Regions from separate parts of the Homo sapiens genome. Here region 1 is linked to region 2. Evidence: chromatin loops called from intact Hi-C (ENCODE). Cell type or tissue: psoas muscle. All regions are shown on one strand.

What was found. A loop is a pair of places that touch in the nucleus more often than their neighbours do. Peaks named below come from ENCODE experiments on the same cell type or tissue, not always from the same donor. Only the 100,000 strongest peaks of a DNase experiment are listed, where the experiment ranks them.
Region 1: it touches region 2 in a loop (5-fold over the local background); 24 of 110 quality-filtered maps call a loop at or near these places.

Annotation. Positions count from the first base shown.
Region 1 is chr5:169,566,047-169,568,546 of GRCh38, forward strand. The region is part of intron 2 of LOC105377714 (a long non-coding RNA gene); the gene reads right to left. Among named protein-coding and RNA genes, the nearest start is that of SPDL1, 16 kb to the right of the region's middle. In psoas muscle, no CTCF peak of the experiment used is centred here; no DNase peak of the experiment used is centred here.
Region 2 is chr5:168,991,549-168,994,048 of GRCh38, forward strand. The region is part of intron 4 of SLIT3 (slit guidance ligand 3); the gene reads right to left. It overlaps LOC124901130 (a long non-coding RNA gene), which reads left to right and starts at 1,428. Exons shown (of 2, transcript XR_007059042.1): 1 at 1,428-1,513. In psoas muscle, no CTCF peak of the experiment used is centred here; no DNase peak of the experiment used is centred here.

The sequences.
Region 1 (2,500 bases), 570 kb after region 2:
GGGAGTCTGACAATATTCCAAACATTTCTTTTTGCATTCTCAATGACTGCTACCAAATTTTTCTCAGTTTGAAAGAAATAGCTGGTTAAGAGGAATTTTCAGCCTTTGTGAGATGTGCATCTGTTTAGAAAAGTCTATGAAAAGGGAATAGTAAAAAGATGTGGGGAAAAAAAACAGAAGAAAGCTATTTTAAATGAGAATGAGTTACTGAGTTATCTATTTGATCATTTTTTATTTTGATTATATTCGACTTATTATTTTGACATGCCCTGAATTGTCAAGGAGAAAAAATGAGACTACTGTTTTGCTAAGTATTCCTGGTATGCATCTTTGTGGGGGTATGAATCACATAAGTCAACTTTTCAACTTTCCTAGGACCACTTGCCTCAGCATCACTCAAAGAGCTTAAATATCCAATTCTGGAATTTAATCCTCCAGACACTAAAGATGAGTCTTTAAAGATATATCCCAGATAGCTCCATCTTGTAAAGGCCCTTTCTAGGAGATTCTTACATGCACAAATTTTGAAAAAAAAACTTTGGAAAATACCCATTTAGTACCTTCAGTTCATTCGATTGTTCATCCATTTGTTCAAAGAGTAATTAAAATAATTACTGAGCACCTACAATGTGCCAGCCACTGTTCTGGAGATGGAACAGTGAATTAAGCCCATGGTCTAATAGGGCTTACATTATAATGAAGGAAGTCAAACAACAACAAAAACATGCATTGTTATGCAAGGTGGTAAGTGCTATTACAAAGACTAAAGCAAAGTAAGAGGAAAGACAGTGATGTGGGGTGGGTACTACTGTAGGTTTATTAATAATCTATGACTTTCATTTGTCTCTTTTTTTGAACAATAAAGTTACTTTAATATCAATCTTAGAGGCATTCCAACTTCTCAGTTCACCTGAGTTTGGGGCTGCCTCTCTTGTCCTCAACATATTCTTGCTTCCTTCCACCTTCACCTATTCCTGGAGACCTCTGGCCCTATGGGGTATTAGCAAGGTATAGACTCAGTGGCCAAAGGGCTAGCCTTCTCCATCAATAGGACCATGAACAAACTAATGTGTGGTAAATAAAGAGCCTAGACAGCAATCAAGCAGTGATAAAATATGAACCAAGGCAATATTTACAGCCTACCTATGCCAATAAATTATCAACTGAAATCTTCAAGAAGCACACAGGCCAAGACATGGTGGAAGGATCCAGCACATTGGACAGCGCCAGTAGCATGGTAAGGTACAGCTGCGGAGGTCCTGCTGGCAGCTGCCAACTAACTTCCTGAGCATTATATTGCTCAATGCTTGGGTTAAATGAAGGTCAAGGGGTGGGAGGTGGAAGAATGAACCCAGAGCTTCAAAAGACCCTGAACCAAATCTGGTTAAACCAAGCACTGCTCAAGGAGGTTTTAGACCCTAAACCTAAAATGCAGCCAGAAACCCATACCAACAGTTACTCCTCTTTCAGAAGTAGCTGCAACAGCAACAGCAATGGAAATAAATATCTGGCAAACAGATTATTTGGCAGTTAGAGTTGAGTATGCAATTTTGGGTATACAAGTAGAGGTCTGCTCAAGTAAGACCAGAGTTTATTCTCCTCCTTCTCCTTCCCTTTCCTCCCCTCCTCCTCCCACTCCCTCTCCTCCTCCTCTTCCTCTTCTACTTCCTTGTTTCTTCTTCTTCCCTTCTTCTTCTCCTCCTCCTACTTCTTCCTTCTTTCTTCTTCTTTCCTCTTTCTTCTTCTCCTCCTCCTACTTCCTCTTCCTTCTCCTTCTTCCTCTTCATCTTCTTCTGCTTTCTTCATCCTCCTCCCTCTCTTCTTCTCCTTTTTTTTTTAAGAGACGGTCTTGCTCTGTGGCCCAGGCTGGAGTACATGGAGTGCAGTGCCACAATCATAGCTCACTGCAGCCTTGAACTCCTGGACCCAAGCAATCCTCCTGCCTCAGCCTCCTAAGTAGCCGGGACTACAGGCATGCACCACCACACCCAGCCAATTAAAAAATTTTCTTTTAAGGAAAGGGGTCTTGCTATGTTGCCCAGGCTGGTCTTGAACCCCTGGGCTCAAGTGATCCTCCCACCTAAGCCTCCCAAGTAGCTGGGATTATAGGCTTGAGCCACAGCACCCAGTAGAGTTTCTTAACTGGTATCCATGCACTGGCTAGTCCATAAACCCTATGATATAAGCAAGCCTCTCTCTCTCTCTCTCTCTCTCTCTCTCTCTCTCTCACACACACACACACACACACACACAATCTATAGGTAGATAGAGATCTGTGTGTGCGTGTGTGTGTGTGTGTGTGTGTGTGTAGCAAGGGGGCTGTGTACATGTACATTATTTTTTCTGGGAAGAATTCTTATAGATTTCATCAGATTCTCAAAGGAGACTGTAACCCAGTAAAGCTTAGGAACTATCATCTTAGACCAAGGATCAGTATCCTTTAGAACTTGAGCTGGAATATATAATTCAGCCACAGAAGGCTCTTGGTTAGAATGAATGT
Region 2 (2,500 bases):
ACCACCCCCAGCAGCAAACCTGTAGGCAGGAGTGGGGAAATGCCAGCCTGGGGAATGCAGTGCCCTGGGGATCTATCAGGGAGGACGAGGGAAAGCCTCCCCCTTCTCTCAGAGGTTTTGCTCAGGATCCCCAGGAAAATTCTTTCAGTCATTCTGGCTGGCAATTGTTTTCAAAGGCCTACCCCAGAGACTGGAGAGGAGAAAGTGCCTGTCTCAGAATGGCCACCCTGGCTTGTCCATTACCATACAGAAAAACAGCCCAGACTCCACATTCGCCTCTAACCCACACATTTCCCTCTTGACGCCCAATTCCCATCAGTCTCTGACCCAGGAGCCTGGGGTGGGGAGCTGGGGTGGGGGCAACGGCAGACCCTTTCAGGGCCGGAGAGGCCCCCTGACTGGCAGGCACTGATTTTTTAATTTAAAAAGCAAAGTAAACAGCAATATAAAAGGGCCCATATAAGAACTCAGTGTGTAAGTGGGACCTGCCTCAGGCAAATTTTTCTAATTTTCCTGAAAACAAGCATTTTTACCCTTTGGCCCAAAGCCATTGCCTTTGCCATTGGACTTGGCCCCTGCCCCACCCCCTCTCCTGAGCCACCCTTCTGTGTTTGAGAAGCTGCCCCTGGCAGAAAAGAGAATGACCTCCTGCGTTTTAGTCAGACACTTCATACGGGCTGGTGAAGGTTTTTTGAGGTTGCTCACGCTCCCAGCCAAGGAGTCTGTGGAAATCCTTCAAAAAGTACAAGGCAGCCTTATGAATGGGGAGTGAGGAGCTTAATGACAGACGCAAGGACCCTCAACTACATCTGAAGGAGGAGAAAGAATTATGATGACCGAATCCTGTAGAATTCTGCTGAGGTTTACTTTTACTTTATGCGAGGGCTAATTAAGCTGGATTTATAAATAGGTTATTTATTTTTGTCTTGTAAATAGAATTATAGATTGAATAGAGCCTCTACCTCGGCCAAGGGTCTTCAAACTCTTTTTTAAAGCAGGGGAACCTTCTGTTGAATGGAGCTGTGTGCAGAACCACAGCATAAAAATGGAAGCAAAAGTTCTCTGGTCAGGTTGGAAAGGAAGGCCTGGGGTCCTGCTCAGGCCTGGAGGGCACCCATTTCCAGCGGCCATCTGTCCCCCTGCCCCAGTCCCTGATGTGTTCTGTGGAACCTCAGGGTTCCAAGGGACAGAGTCTGAAAGACATTGCTCTAAATGAATCTGTGCTGCATGGAATGTATTTTCCAGTCGCTGCCTCCAGGATTACTGAACATGGAGGGGGCGCTGTGGTCTCAAATCCCAGGTGCATTAGCATTTCCGTTTTCATGTAGGTTGACACAGTGTTCCCTTGTACTAGAAAATGCCAGTGGGTGTTAGCAAAGGCCCTTTACACGCAGAACAATGAGCCCAGAGCGAGGCGCAAGCTTCAAAGCCGTCTCTTCACTGGAAAGGGTGACGCGGCGCAAGATTTACCCCTGAACCTCTCTGGGAGTGTGAGCTTCATGGGCCTCAGTAGGTAGGTGTTTGGGTCGGCTCTTTTCAGTTCCGAAATGAAAATATCCTATGGGCTTATCGGAAGCCTCAGGTCTGACATTTAGAGGTGTGTCTTCCTTCCCAAACTGAAAACACACATTTCCTCTCCTTCTCCTAAGAGACTGAGGAATCCCGAGATGTCAGCCAAGCGCAGAATAGCCAGGTGCTCGAGGCGCTGCTGACAGGCTGCTGTGAGGGTCAGGGCTCTGCACTCTCAGGGGGGCTCCGGGTCCGGAGGAGAGCACCCACATGTCAGGCTTCACTTGTCCAGGCCATGCCCATGGCACCCCGCCTACAGGATCTGACGCCTGGCTTTTTCAGAGACTCCCTCTGTCATCTCTCAGAAGCAGGCAGGACAGATGGAGACCCACTACACAGATGTGGACAACAAGGTATTAGGAAGTGAAAGGCCAGACAAAATCCCCCATGGGGGTCAACCTCTCTCTGTGGGCTCAATGTGCTCCCACAGCCTGCTCTGAAGGCCCTTTTGTCTTAGAAGGATTTTCCATCCTAAGTAACTACAGGATTCTTCTCTCTCCTAACAAGATTTATGGAAAGAGTTTCTGTTTTCTCATATACTTTCTAAGTACACAGGAAAAAAAAAAAAACTCCTGACTAAATGATGATAGGCAGAAAAGAAACAAGACACAAAGTGAAGACGGGCACAGAAATCTATCACCTTGTTCCTGGTCAGGGGCCACCTTCTCTTCCCCACTGAGTAAATGGTAGAGCCACGTGATCAAAATCATCCCGCTTTTTCCCCATTCTGGGGAAAGCCCTTGGGTTTCTCTTGATGTTATAACATAATACAAACAAAACAAAGGCAAAACACAGAATTTACAGAATGTCAGTTTCTCACAGCAGCTGACTGAGGGCTTCTAGAGTCAGTGGGAATTGCAGGATGCCCAGGATGGGTATGAGGGATGCAGACAAGACATCGGGAGCCAGGGTTCCAGCTGCAACCTTGCCC